Linked DNA regions of Mus musculus: region 1 is linked to region 2. Evidence: chromatin loops called from intact Hi-C (ENCODE). Cell type or tissue: heart. All regions are shown on one strand. Each heading gives the region's core, and the rest is flanking DNA. Links, peaks and the distances in the headings are about the cores only. Region 1 overlaps Fam220a (family with sequence similarity 220, member A). Region 2 overlaps Ccz1 (CCZ1 vacuolar protein trafficking and biogenesis associated).

The links. Hi-C counts contacts between places; a loop is a spot of excess contacts. Peaks named below come from ENCODE experiments on the same cell type or tissue, not always from the same donor. Only the 100,000 strongest peaks of a DNase experiment are listed, where the experiment ranks them.
Region 1: a loop joins it to region 2, with 5 times the contacts of the local background. A loop is called at or near these places in 3 of 42 quality-filtered maps.

What each region holds. Positions count from the first base shown.
Region 1 is chr5:143,558,136-143,565,599 of GRCm38, reverse strand. It overlaps Fam220a (family with sequence similarity 220, member A), which reads right to left. Exons shown (of 2, transcript NM_133703.5): 2 at 1,069-2,843. The coding sequence starts at 2,765. The coding sequence ends at 1,983. Among named protein-coding and RNA genes, the nearest start is that of Fam220a, 13 kb to the right of the region's middle. In heart, for the core only: no CTCF peak of the experiment used is centred there; a DNase peak (open chromatin) is centred at 3,539; H3K4me3 peaks cover 215 bases; H3K27ac peaks cover 1,893 bases.
Region 2 is chr5:143,982,997-143,990,460 of GRCm38, reverse strand. Ccz1 (CCZ1 vacuolar protein trafficking and biogenesis associated) reads left to right here. Exons shown (of 15, transcript NM_177682.3): 15 at 2,212-2,552. The coding sequence ends at 2,267. LOC115486439 reads right to left here. Exons shown (of 5, transcript XM_030254972.1): 4 at 6,359-6,557; 5 at 4,742-5,010. The coding sequence ends at 4,833. Among named protein-coding and RNA genes, the nearest start is that of Gm17135, 5.8 kb to the right of the region's middle. In heart, for the core only: no CTCF peak of the experiment used is centred there; no DNase peak of the experiment used is centred there.

The DNA.
Region 1 (7,464 bases), core at 2,230-4,729, 430 kb after region 2:
ACAACCACACACCCCACCCCATAAGTTTTGCTTGAAGCATGCTAGGATTATGGACGTTCACCAGCCAGCCAGTTCTGAAGCACCATATTTCTGTACTATGTCTCAAATGTTTATATAAAAGGCCTTCTTTGAAGTCACATGCCTGGATTTTTGTTTGTTTTGTTCTGCTTCTGAATGCTGGGATTACAGGTGTGAGCCACCATGCCCAGCTTTCTTAGTATTTTGAGATAGTCTCATTATATAGCCCAGGCTAGCCCTCATCTCTTAACACTCCTGCTTCTCTGCCTTCCAAGTGCTGGGATCACAAGTGTGTGGCCATATGCAACCTGAGATGATTGCTTGACAGGCACGCTGCACACCCAGAGGCTCACACGCAGGTGTGTGTAGGCCACATCTGCCTTGGCTGCCACTCTCCTCCTCCACAGACATCATCTCTTTCCTGACAGGCCCTCTCACTGGCCTGGAGTTTACCAACTAGGCTAGATTGGCCGGCCAATAAGCTCTAGGGACTCACACACACACACACACACACACACACAACCATTCCGAGTCCTGGCTACACTGGGCTGTCCTAAGTGGGTTCTGGGAATCAACTTCAGGTCAAGCTTGAACAGAAAACAGGTTCCCATGTCTCTAGCCCCTTATTCTGTTTCCTGAGACAGACTTGCTTTGTAATCCAAGTGGGCCTAGCACTCAATTCCTAAACCAGGCTGTGTCTGAACTCATGAATCAGCAGCACAGGCTAGCCCGAGATTCATGCCGCAGGTCTCCTGTGTGCTGAGTGTGCTACATTAACCAGCTATAGTGCACTATTTCATAACCTGGAGAGAGGGAGGGGGACAGGAGCTCAGGCAGGGAGGGAGGGAGCAGGGAGAAAGGGAGGAAGAGGAGGGAGGAGAGGGAAGAGGAGGGAGAGGGAGGAGGAAAACTTCAAACCCATCTTTGTGTTAGGTTTTTTTTTCTTTGAGCTGATTCTTAAGTCTTCACCAGCAACCTTTCACTCACTGCTAAAGATGCTGAAATCCTAGGAAGACGACGACATTAACGAAAAGATAAGGAGAACATACGCACACACACAAAATAAAACATATTTATTATGCTAAAGAACAGATTTTATTATTTTCCCAAAACACTAAAATAGCCCATGGCATAGTAATTTAGGACACAATATAAATGACATATACAGTCAGGGTCCCCCAACTCTCCCATGGCTGTTTTTAACTCTGTCTTGGGTAGGGAGGCTGTAAAATGTCCACTCTTTAAATGACCTTTATTAAAGTTACCAAACCACAGAAGGAGGGAGGGTCACTTTGGAAGAAAATCTTAATGTAAAAGAAATCACAAGTCCTGGGCCGGTATAAAGGAAAATGCTTCATTGCTTCGTTTGCTGTCTGTGTTCTGTCGGCAGGAAAGCTTCAGACTCTTCTGTAATTGTAAATTATCCTCAATTTAATATTGCAACTTCTCCAAAGTGCCTCCATTAAAAACTGCAACTCGGGCGGAAGGAGGGGGACACGTGAGAAGGGACCTCTGGCCGAGTCAGTACAGTGCAGAAATGGCAAGCAAGACTCTTCATGACTGAAGCAAGGCTTACAAGAAGTGGAAGGCGTAGCCTACAGGCCTCCACTTCCATCAGATGGCCAGAGGTGAGCGGAGGCAGGCGGCATCCGGACGCTAGCCCTTGAGGATGGGTCTCCATGATTTAGAACTCTGTGATAAAGGTTCCTGTCTGATCTTATACGGAGCACATCAATCATTTTCCTGGGGGAGGGGGGGTTCCCAGTTCTGAGCGTCTTTCCGAAACGATTGAGAACATGCTCGAAAACGTCCCCCTCTGCATCAACCACCGAGGTGCGTCTGGTTCACAGGAAACAACAGGAACTGAACGGCTGCAGCATACGCCAGACTTAATGCAAAAGAAACTGCAAGACAACCTTTATTAAAGTTAATCTGCTATTTTTCTTGTTCTGCTTGAACCTTAACTATGGCATCAGAGACTTGCTAATCTGGAAGATTGCAGAGCCAGTGACCCCACGACTATCTGCGGACCATCTGAAGAACTTGAGAGTTTTCTCATCTTCTACTGTTTCCTCTGAAAGCCCGGGATTGAAACGGTCAAGGGACACACACCTCAGCTCGCCTTCTGGGAGAACTTTATAATAGGGGTAAGCATATGGCAGCTGGCCCAGCTCAAAGTATCGGTGAGACAGTTCTGACCAGGTGCCTAGCCCCTTGGGGCCAGCACTTGGTGGTTCACCTCTTAGGAATCCCACTTCCCTCAGTTTTGGATGGCCTGGCCGTCCTGACACCCAGGACTCTCCTTTGAGGTACTGTCCACGGTTGTCTGTGGCTCTGGGCTCTCTTCCTGGCCAGTCACTTCCTAGTGCATCCCCGATGCCATGGGACATCCCGGCTAGTTGCTCTTCTGAAGGAGCAGGGGACAGAGCCACAGCCTTGCCGAGGGAGGCTGCTGGGGCTGAACTCCTCCCCACTGATCCCTTCAGAGACTGAAGCACTTTGAAGCCACCATGATGCAGGAGGCTGGCCTTGCTCTGACCATGCTTCATTTCTGAGGCTGCTGCCCCCGTGGCCCGTGACTTTCCATGGCTATCTGCTACAGGCTGGTCTGTCCAAGAAGGCACAACTGATGGGCTGGGGTTCCTCTTCTGACTTCTTTTCTTAAGGCCACATGCTAGTTTGTCCGGGTCACCTCCTTGTGACTGTTTGGCCAGGCAGACACCCAGGGTCCCTCTCCCAGCCTTCATGCTCTGTGCCCTTTGATGCAGGGAGTCGGGGTGAGGCCTATCAGTCAAGGATGGCCTTCAGTGGATCTCAATGTGAACCTGGAAAAGATAATCAAATGAGAATTCTGTGACAGAGGGTTAGTAAAACAGTCACACACATGCAAAATATCACCAAACACCAGGTCCTTGCAGAGTGGGGCCACAGAGCTGCACAGGAGCCAGACAGCGAGAAGCTCTGTCCACTGCCATAGGTCGCCCTGAATTCCAAACAAGATGGAGAAAGAGGATCATAAGTTCAAGGCCATCCTTGGCTACATAGTGAGTCTGAGCCAGCCTGTGCTACACTGAGACCCTGACTCAATCAGATAAGTATACAAATCAAGTACACATAAGATATAGATCATCAGTGCCCTTGGGCTAGCCTAGTCTTATGAAGCTCCCAAGCGCACGTCAGGTCTACAAAAGAATCAATGCTGTTAACTTATGGCAAACCACCCTGCCCAGCAGAATGTGAGAGAGATGAGCTGATTTCCAAGTACTGGGAGTCAGTTCCTCCACACCTGCTCCCTCCACCCCTGCTGAAGATGTTCCTAGCTCACAATGTAACCGAGGAGTGGGAGAAAGCTCCCTGCTTTGTCCAAAATCCCCAGGGCAATCTGGGGCCGGCATCTTCCACCCCAGTCCTTCCCCGTGTGAGGCAGCCGACCTGCTCGATGACAATAGGCCTGACCCAGTTAGCAGCTGCCGCCCTGCCGGAAGCCTGTCTCCTCACCTTCCCTAACCCAGGCTATTAATGGCCCCAGGCACCTGACAGTCCAGACTACCATTGCTTTGTAACCTAAAAATACCCTGCTCCCAATACTTTCCAAAGCAAATTAGCAAGGCTGCTCCTAAGGGGACAGGGAGGAGTCACAGTGAGTAGGGCAGTGGGCCTCAGTGACAGCTCGAGCACACTCTAGACAACCCGCCTGCAGGGGTGCAGCATGGGTAAGTGGGCCCTGACTAGAGGCTCAGGCTGGAGGAAATTACTAGGGAGGATGAGGAAAGGTGCCAACACCACCCTTCTGAATGAAGCTGACTCATGACCACACAGAACACGTCACCGAGTTTCTTCTGACCAGACAAGCATCTCTGCATCACACCAGCTGTGCCCTCCAGCCACGCCTTGTCTCCTGGTAACATATCTGCTCAAAAGCACCTTCAATGAAGAGAGGCTCCACCCAGCTCAGGAGGAGCTGGGCATCCTTGTGTCGTGCTGTGGGCTCCGTGAGGGAAAGCACGGAGCGTGCTCTCCAGCAGCAGTGGCAGCTTTTGTATCAGGGTTGGCAAGTGTCTCGGGACAAACGAAAGGTGGCTGGGAGGTTTGGTAAAGTGAAGAGCAGAAAAGGACCCTCAACAGACAGTGCATCTCAGTGGGCAGCGAGTTCAATTCCCAGCACCCAGGGATCCAATGCCTTCTCATGAACCCTGTGGGCACACATACATACCCACAAATAACATTTTCAAATTAAGATGAAAATAAGGGCTAGAAAGACATCGATTCCAGTTCCACAATCCATGGGAAGGAGGCTTTTCTTCCAGCACCAGGAAGGTAGAGACAGGCAGATCTGAGAGTCTTGCTGGCCAGCCTAGCCTACTGCACAGTTCAGGCCAGTGAGGGAGACTCTCTTAAGAACCAAGAGGGCAGCACCTAAGGAGGCCCTGGAGGTTGTCCTTGGCCTCCACATGCACTGCCTTCAAAAGTTAGAGTGGACCTGGTGTGGCCGTGCGTGCCGTACTCTCAGTACTCAGGAAGAGCAGAGAGAGGAGGGTCATGAGTTCAAGGTCATCCTCAGCTTTTCAGGAAGTCTAAGGCCACCTTAGGGTTACCCAGACCCTGTCTCTAACCCTCCTCTCAAAATAAATATGGAGGGACAGGAGATACAGCCCGATGGTAGAGCGAGTACTCTGTTGTGTTGTTTTTTTTTTTTTTTAAATATGTTGGACCTTTTTTTTTTTTTTTTTTAGATTTATTTATTTATTATGTGTAAGTACACTGTAGCTGTCTTCAGACACTCCAGAAGAGGGAGTCAGATCTCCTTAATGGATGGTTGTGGGATTTGAACTCCGGACCTTTGGAAGAGCAGTCGGGTGCTCTAACCCACTGAGCCATCTCACCAGCCCTAGAGCGAGTACTCTGGTATGCAAAAGGCTCTTAGCTGACTTGGTTGTTTTGTTTTGTTTTGTTTTTGAGACCAGGATCTCATCATGTAGCCCTTGCAGCCTAGAATTCACTCTGTAGAAAAGGCTACCCTTGCTTGAACTCAATGAAATAAATCTATCTGCCTCTGTTTCCCAAGTGCTGGTGTGCACCACGAACCTGGTTAAGGCTTTCATTGATTTCAACATCAACAACAACAACATACACACATACACACACACCACACCCCAAGCTGAACAACAACAACATACACACACACATACACACACACCCCAAGTTGAAATGAGCCAAGTGAGGTGCTATATGACTATAATCCAGGTATGGAGGAGGCCAAGGCAAAGAGGCTCTCGAGCTGGAGATCAGCAATGGACTATATGGTAAGACTCTAGCTCAAAGACATACGAAGTAGGCACCAGAATATTGTGAATCCCTCACGCCCTGGGGGTTGGGAAGGACTTTCTAGTGACAGCAAACACCAAGCATTAAAAAAAGATTATTAAACTTTGACTCAAAAAAGAAAAATGTCAGGGGTGTGGAGAGAGGATCCAGCGGTTAAGCGCACTGGCTGCTCTTGCACAGGACTGGGGCGAGAACTCAGCACCACACGGCTGATTCCAAGCTCCCGTAACTCCAGTTCAGAGAACCTGACGCTCTCCTCTGGCCTCTGAGGGCCCCAGACACATGTGTGGGCACTCACACCTACACAAAGATTAGAGATAAGTTTTTAAAAACAATTTTCAGGGTGTGCATGGTAGTACAGACCTGGAATCCCAGCACTTGGGATGATAAGGGGAAAAAAATTTCTAGCTCAAGGCCAGCCTGGACTACACAAGGAGCTCCTGTCCCAAATAGGTCAGCCTAGACTACACAGTGAACTGTCTCAAACGCCCTTCCCTCAGAAGTAAACAAACAAGTATGGCCCACAGGCAAAGCCAAACTCCGAGAGGCTAAAACCCTGTTTACTCCTACAGAGTGTCTCAGACCTCTGTGCATGCGCCCCTCCATACGTATTTTGAGAGGAAAGTTAAAGCAGGGTCTTACGTAGCCCTAGGTATGGGTGGCTGGTGTCTCAAGGTGTGTGGCAAGAGGACCATTCTGGGTTCAAGTTCTGTGAAGATACATGAAGTTTTAGAACAGCCTGGATATAAAGTCAGGGTCGGGGTAGGGAATGGGAGTTGGGAAACCCACTCAGGCTGGGAAGATGTCTGGGTGGGTAACAGCACTTCCTGAGCTAGCACGAGGACCTGAGTTCAAATCCCCCACATTTAAAACAAACACACACTCAAAAAAAGGTGACCACGGCAGCACCTGTAACCCCAGCATCTCCAGGATGGAGACAAAATCCCCAGCAGCTGCTGAAAGAGCAGGCTTCCAGCTCAGTGAGATAACATCTTAATGTGCACTTGGGTACAAGCACACACACACTCATACACACACACACACACACACACTCATACACACACACACACTCACACACACACATACACATACACACACACACTCATACACGCACACGCACACACACACACACACTCATACACACACACATTCACACACACACACTCATACACACACACACACACACACACACACACACACACACACGAATGTGCACACAAATGCCCACAGCAACATTACTCAGTGAGACAGTGACAACAACCCAAAGGTCCAGCCGCCAACTGGAGATTATCTGGAGAAATGGCAGCTATTAATAGATTCCAAGTGGGATCCAGCAGTGGAAAAGCACACTGGTGGAAGAAACTGGGGCCAGCCAAGTGCTAGTGCTCACACTTGGAGAAGGGGCAAAGGTCTGCAGGGCTTCCTAGGACTGTCCTTCCTTCCTTCCCTGTCTCTCTACCTATCGCCCTGTCTGTCTGTCTGTCTGTCTATCTTGGAGACAAGGTCTCAAATAGGCTGATCTCAAATGGCTATCTAGCTGAAGGTGACCTTGAACTCCTGGGACTACAGGCCTAGGACACCTTGCCTTGGTTGTATGATGTCCTAGGGATGAAGCCTAGGGCTCAGGGCATGCTAGACAAAGCCTCTTCCAGCCAGGCCACATTCCCAGTGCCCATTTTCATCTACTCATCCACTCACCTGTCCACAGACTTGATGCTGCTGTCTTTGGGCCACTGTGTATTAAGACTGGAGTCCCGGACTTTAAACCGTTTTCAAACCTCTCAGGTAGACTTACTAGACTGTGCGTTAAGTCCATGTTCAACTGTGTGAAGAACCACCAGACTCCCACCCAGCAGCACAAAACGACAGAGGACAGCCACTGCAACATCTGCTCCTGCAACCCCTCCTCCCACCACTGCCCTGACAACAGCCATCCCGACAGGTGTGACGTGGCCTCCCACTGCTCCTGAGTGGTGCGCTTTCTTCTACAGTCCAGTCTCAAGGACATGCTGGCCATCTGTCTATCTTCTCAGACAAACCTCTACTCCAACACTCTGCCAATGACTGGATTGGGCTACTTGGGGTTTGTATTTTATTTATTTATTTTTAATTGTAAAAAAT
Region 2 (7,464 bases), core at 1,997-4,496:
GACTACAGGAGACCCTATCTCAAAAAAAAGTAAATATGGCCTGAGAAGTGGCCTAGTGGGTACAGGAGCGTGCTGCCAAGCTTGGTGACACACAGAATGTCCTCAGACCTCATGCATGCATACTGTATCCCTCCATACACACACGTGCACACACAAGGAAATAGGAAGTTCTTTAAAAGGGAAGTAACTTGGTGAGCTGCAGCAGTGGCTCCGGGTTAAGACGTTGGCTTAGTTCCAGCTCCCACACAGTGGCCCGCAGGCAGCCGTAGCCCCGTTCTCACGGATCCAATACCTCGTCTGTCCTCTGACAGCATCGGGCACACGTGGTGATAGACATACATGCTGACAAAAGATAGTCACATAAAATAAACATTAGAAAGCAAAAAAACAGGGACTGCAGAGACAGCTCCAGAGGCTCAGGGTCTCTGCTGCTCTTACAGGGACTCAAGTTTGGTCTACACATGGGGCAGCTCATAACTGCCCCAGAAATCAAACAAACAGAAGCTCCTGGCCTTGGATCCCAGCTTTTCAAGAGGCAAGAGGATGAGAACTTCAAAGTCTGCCTGGGCTATTAATGGAGTCTCTACCTTGAATAAATGGTGGGGGGGAAATGAGATGGGTGTCAGGGGTCTGTGAGGGATGTAGCCCACTGCTACACCCGCCGAGCATGAGTGAGGGCCTAACTCAGCCTCCAGTGCAAACAGAAACCAGAACACAACTCCTAAGATCCAAGCAGATGCTTCTATTCTGTGTATTTCGGGTTTAAAGAAAACTTTATTTCATGCATATGGGTATTTTACCAGCATTTATGTCTGTGTCCCACCCACTTGTGCCTGGTCCCTGAGGAAGCCAGAAGGAGCTGCAGTTACTGACAGTTGTAGGCTGTCCTGTGGGTGCCGAGAACCAAATGGGGTCTTCTGTAAGAATAGCAGGTGCTCCTAGCCACTGAGCTGTGTCTCCAGTCCCCCATTAAATGCTTTTATTTCTCCTGTGGGGTGGGAAACTTAACAGTGCCTAAAAGAAAAGTGTTTTCTAAAGTGCTACAAAAAGAAAAATCAGCAAACAAGGCATGGCTGCCCACTGTACAAATGTCCTTTTATAGCTGCCCACTGTACAAATGTCCTTTTATAGCTGCCCACTGTACAAATGTCCTTTTATAGATCCTGTGATGAGAACCCTCCAGGCTGCCAGGTTCACAGGGCACTTCCAGCTGTCACCATCTGCACATGGGCAGAAGAATGCAGTTTTTTTCTGCCTTCCCATCAGGGCGGGGTTGGTCTCCTTTCTGGACAGTGTGATCTAGCAGCTGCTTTATGGGTCTTAATGAATGTTGTCCTGGAGAAAAGATCGCATTGTCCTCATGGGATTGGGCTTCGCCACTGCTCTCTGTGGCATGACACTAACGGCAGGCAGGGGACAAATCCTACCAAGCTCATCATAAGTGACATAGAGGATCTTAACATCTGTTCTTTTGTTGGTTTGTTTTGGGCTTTTGTTTTGTGTTTTTGAGACAAGAGCTTCCATCTGGCTGGCCTGAAAGTTGCTATGTAGGCCAGTCCAACCTTGAACTTACAGCCATTGTCCCACGGTTTCCTAACGTTGTGATTACAGGCAGCCTCACTGTGCCCAGCATTAGGACATTTCAGGTCTTCATTTGCATTAGTATTTGGGTGCATGCAGAGATAAAATGGGAGTTTAAAGGGGTGGGCATGGAGCTCAGTGGTATAGCATTTGCCTGGCATACTCAAGGCCCTGGGCTCTCTACTTAGCACCACAGAAATTAAAATAGGTGGATTTGATGGATCAACTAATCCAAGGTGATTATCTCTGGAAAACCCTTGATCGACATCTCAAGACTGTGGCCAGGGTTTTTGTACATCCATCCCGTCAGCTTCTCAGGAGCATTGCACTTCTAGTGCTGACCCACGAGGATCTCAGGCTCTCCGCAAACCAGTTCTTTTAGAACCAAAACAGTGGTACCCTAGTGTGTTGGGAAACATGGAGGTCTCAGGAGTTTGTGAGCTGTTTCTCTGACTGCCTTCTCTGTTGGTTATTACTGCGTCCTCTTCTTAAGAGAAAGTCAAAATTAATGCAGACATTTACTTATTTCCTACCTTTATCCCCATAGAACTGAAGGCACTGATCATAGCATGCAGCCCTCAAGGGCAGAAGCTATGCTCCTTGACACACTGTTTTCTGTTCTTTCTGCAGAAGAGGTGAAGAAACTGTGTGCCACGCAGTTCAACAACATCTTCTTCTTGGATTGACTCCACTGGCTCAGCAGAACATCTTTAAAAACCTCAACAACCTTTGTGTTTACCATTACAACTTACTGGTCATGCTAGTGACTGGGTTAGGGACACAGTAAAGCAATACCTGCTTGGAAAACCACATTTCTACTTGGTCTGATGATTCCCTGAGGTTTCTAGATGTTAAATATTTATGTGAAATTAATTAAATGTAGTCAGCTGAATACCATTCCATTCTGCTGACATTGTATGGGTATTTTACTGGGAAATAAGACTAATAAATTGTTAAAGTTTTTAAAAATACTGGTTTCCTGTTGAGTCCTGTGTTGCTGGCTGTTTTGACTGCACTGGCCAGTAGGGCTCATAACTCCAGGTCAGGGGCCAGGCCAGGCCAGGCTCAGAGGACTTGGATCCAGTTCTCACCGCCTTCGTCAGGCTACTCACAGTCTCCTGTAGCCCAGGCCAGGTTCTAAGGCAGTGGTTCTCCAGCTGCCTAATGCCGGGATACTGTGCTCACCCCCAGCCAGAGCAGGATTTTATTGCTACTGTTACATGAACCATACTGTAAATATCTGATATGCAGCCCCTGAGGAAGGCTGGGTCCACCCTGAAGGGGTCCTGACCCTGTAGCAGGTTGAGAGCCACTGCTCTCGGGGTCTGATGCTCCTTTTGTTCTCCCCGGGCACCTGGACTCAGGTGTACACACGTGCACACACACATACATACAATTAAGATGTAGTTTAAATAAGCTTGGCCAGTGGGAAGTGGCACTATTAGGAGGTGAGGTTTTGTAAGGGGGGGGGGGTGTCACTGTGGAGGTGGGGCTTTGAGGTCTCTTTGAATGCCCAGGTCTGGCCTGTGTGATACAGACCTTCCTCCTGGCTGCCTGTGGAAGAGCCTCATCCTGGCTGCCTTCATATCACAATGTAGAAGTCTCAGCTCCTCCTGTGCCAGGCCTGCCTGGATACTGCCATGCTTTCCACCTTGATGATAATGGACTGAACCTCTGAACGGTAAGCCAGCCCCAACTAAATGTTTGCCTTTATAAGAGTTGCTGTGGTCATGGTGTCTCTTGACAGCAATAAACCCTAAGACAACCCAAACACTAACAGACAGTATCTTGACAGCTTGGGGTCTCCCTGTTGACAAGAGAAGGACAGCGAGGCACAGATACAGTCACTAGATTCGATTCGCTTTGAGTACATCCCCGATGTTTCATTACACACCCCAAGCTGTCTAACTAGACATTGTTCCTCTTGGTCATGAGGCCTCCCGAGAGCCACGTCACCCTGTATCCCTTCACAACTGAGATGAAATAGAACTGAATTTTACTCAGCCCTGTTCTGCTGACCCAGAGAGTCCAGGGTCTGGGAGAAAATGAGTTGAGTGATCTGAGACACAGTATTTCCCCAGCCCGGAAAGCAGCCCTCTGCAGTCTGCCTGTTCCGACCTCCATACCTACTGTGTTAGAGGTGAGGGAGCAGCCTCATCCGTTTGTATTGCTTTCCTTGCTCCTCCGTTCTGAATCATTCATTTCCATTATTTTTTTCCTGCCTGTGCATAACTTAAAACTGGTTCTCAGTTTCCCACCATACTGAGCTTTTGTTCCTTGAAGAGTTTGGGGTCGCATTCCAGATCATGGTTGTCTGGGGTGTGTTGCTTGGAATCCCATGTGTTTGTCTCCGTCAGCGTTTATCCTTCCTTGCGTTCTGGCTCCGGAGTCTGTGCATTAATTCAAACTTCTGGTTGAGCTGTTCCGTTGTGTTGCTAATTTCAGGTGGCTTTGTTTCTCTGGTCGAGATGGTAGTCCTCCTTGGGGTTCTGTCAGCCTTGCAGAGCTAATATGCAAACTCACATGTGTAAGACTTCTTTAAGGGGTCTCCACTCCTTTGCCATTTGTGTGTTCTATGTCCATGGATCTGTGTTTATGCAGATGTGTGTGCAGGTGTGCAAGCACGTGTGTGTATGAGTGTGAAGACCACGTGTCAACACTGGGTGTCTTCCTATATTGCTCTCCGTGTGTGTATGTGTGTGTGTGTGTGTGTGTGTGTGTGTGTGTGTGTGTGTGTGTGTGTGTGTGGTTACTAGTATTCACAAAGTCCAGAAGACTGTGCCAGATCCCCTGGAGCAGGAGTTACAGACTGTTGTAGGCTGCCCCAGTGTGAATGCTGGGACCCAAACTTAGGTCCTCTGTAAAAGCAGCAAGGGCCCTTAAACACTGAGCCACCTCTCTAAACAGCACCCCCCGCCCCCAGACAGGGTCTCACTGTGTAGCTCAGGATGACCTTGAACATGCAGCTGTCTCCTGAGTGCCGAGATGTGCCACTATGCCCAGCTAACTTTCATTTACAAAAATATATACAAAAATTTAAAACCCATTTACTAATATGTGCATCCCTACATACTCATTCAGTTAGGTTCTTACAAATGCAGCCAGCCATACAAGAAAAGCTTAATGTGTGGGCCAAGGTAGAGCATTTCGAAACAAATCAGAAGCTCAATGCAAACACTTTATTTTATGGAACATTTGTCTCAGCTTTCTGTCTACTTGTCCTTGCAGCTCGACCATGACACTGCGTGCCTTCACTTCTTCTTCTTCTTGCCAGGGCTGGCCTTGCTAGTCTGGATGGAAGCCAGGTCCTCTTTAGGGGGGCTGGGCGTGAGAGGCTGAGAGGCTGGGATCTCCGATGGCTCCTTGAGCACAGTGATGTCAAGTTCGAAGTCTTGTTTCCTGGCCTCCTCTTCCCGTAGGATGTTCAGCCTAAAGAGCAAAATGAGGATGTGGCTATTTGGTTTTTTCTGTAAAAATGTGAAACTAATTTTTTTTTTTCCAAAAAATTATGTGGTAGACTGGTATTGTGACATACTTACTCCCAGCACTTGGGAGGCAGAGGCAGGTGGATCCCTGTGAGCTTGAGGCCAGCCTGGTCTACAGAGTATAAGTTCTAGGCCAGCCAGAGAGCTATACAGTGAGACCCTGTCTCAAAACACAAGCAAAACTTTTGCTTCTGTGCACGGGGTGGGAGATTATGTGCAGATGCCCTGGAATCCACAGGACATTGGACCCCCCCCCCCCAAAGCCCATGCCACAGGTGACATGGGTGCTGGGACTTGAACTCAGGGCTTCTGTAAGAGGGATACGTGCTCTTCCCCTGCACTCTCTCTCCAGCCCTGAATCTGGATTTTATGGGCTTTCAGTAGTGCTTGTGAGTAAAATGGTCTGTTGTGTCTAGAGTGCTCCAGGCAACAGTTGCCAGTGTGGCCAGTGTGGCCTGGGAGGGTTTCCTGCGGCTGAGAAGCTAGAAAGAAGCCTCGTGAGGCGAGCATCTTCTGCCCCTCCTGTGTGCTGAGCTTGTAGGCTTCACCATCACACCAGGTTGCAAAACACATCGACATTGGGAGCTCTGGAAAGAGCAGAAGCCTGTGTGTACATGAATGAATTCGTGCATCCAGGTGTGTGTGTGGTGACATTCTGTCTGGACTCCACCTCCACGGTTACCTGGCAACAGCCAGGTATGCTCCTCCCCAGGGTTACCTGGCAACGGCCAGGTATGCCTGGCATTATAAAAGGGGCTGTTTGCCCCCTCCTCTCCTTCTTACTCCTGCTTCTCTCCCTTGCCTCTTGCCCCCTTGCTCTCCCTCTCTCCTCATTCCCTCTCCCCAACTTTCCACGTAGTCATGGCTGATCCCATGCCCTAAATAAACTCTATTCTATACCGGTGTGTGTGTGGTACCTCAGAGTATGGGCCCACTGAGGTATCCCCTTCCCCCACACCCTGCCAGAACATATTCTTATAGCTCTTTCTCTTTTTATGATCACAACAGTGTGTGCGCGCGCACATATGCTTCTTTTATCAGTGCTAGGAACCAAACCCAAACTTCACACTTTAAGCAAGCCTCCACCACTGAACTACATTCCCAGCCCCACCCCCAGCCCCCAGGTCCTTCTTTTTTGTCCTATCAGAGATGAGGGCATTGTATGCATCACTGTAAGCCTGTGGTCCTAGGACATCATTGTTTGTTTCACCATAGGCTAAGGTCCTGCTTGGGGTAGCTCCTGAAGACAGAAAAGAAAACTGAGCATATACCATGCAGGGCAGGTGCCCTACCTGGCTTCTAGCTCTTCGTTCTCTATCTGCCTCTGCTGAGCCAGCTCTGCTTCCTGGAGCTGATTTTCCTTCACTTTCTCCTTGAGCATCTCTTCACGTTTGTAGGCACTGAAGAGCACACTTACAAAGAAGACATAGAGGTTGTTCACCCATATGTTGAGTTTCTCTTTCTGTTCATCTTTGGGCTTTTCATATTTCTCTGCAATGGAGCATAATTAAAACAAACATCAGTACAGTGTGAGTGGTGTCTTCTGTCAGCTGTGGTGATCCTGGGGCACTGCAGCCTGTGAGGCCTGAAGAAGTCACCAGATGCGTTCCACAGCAACTGAGGAGGGCCAGTGCACAGCGGCCTGGGGCTGATTATCAGTCCTTCTGTCCAAAAAAACCTCCTGCCGGTTTTTCTTTTTCTTAAACAGCAGAAGTGTTTTGTTGTTATTTGTGTGTTTCGTTCTGTTTTGTTTGAGACAGGGTCTCGCTTTGTAGACCAGGCTAGCCTGGAATTCACAGGATCTTCCTGCCCCTGCCTCCCAAGTGCTGGGGGATGAAAGCTGTGCCTCAGGACACCAAGCTATTCTTTTAAAACCGTGGTGGGGAGAGGTGTGTGTGAGTGCAGGTGCCTGCGGAGGCTGCAAAGTCACTGGAGCAGGAGGTGCAGGTCATTAGGTGGCTATGGAACTCAACTCTGGTCCTCTGGCAGAGCAATATGAGCTTTTAAAAAAATATTTAGAGATTAACCTTTTTACTAGAGTATTCATGTTATTTTACATGTGTTTTGTCTGAATGTATGTATGTGTACCACATGCGTGCTTGATGTCTGCGGAAGCTGCAGTTGGAAGAGACCCCTGGAAGTGGAGTTACAGATGATTGTGAACTGCCCTGTGGATGCTGGGAATTGAACCCATGTCCTCCTCTGTAAGAGTGCTCGCTTGCTCTCTCTCTCTCTCTCTCTCTCTCTCTGCCTTTCTTTCAACTCCCCTCCCCATGCCATGCATAAAAGCCACTCTATACTATACCTTCACCTCAGGGGAAAGGGATGCCTCAGCATGGGCCTGCAGAGGCACCTCCACCACCCCCCCCCCCACTGAACTGCACCTCTTTCTTGTTAT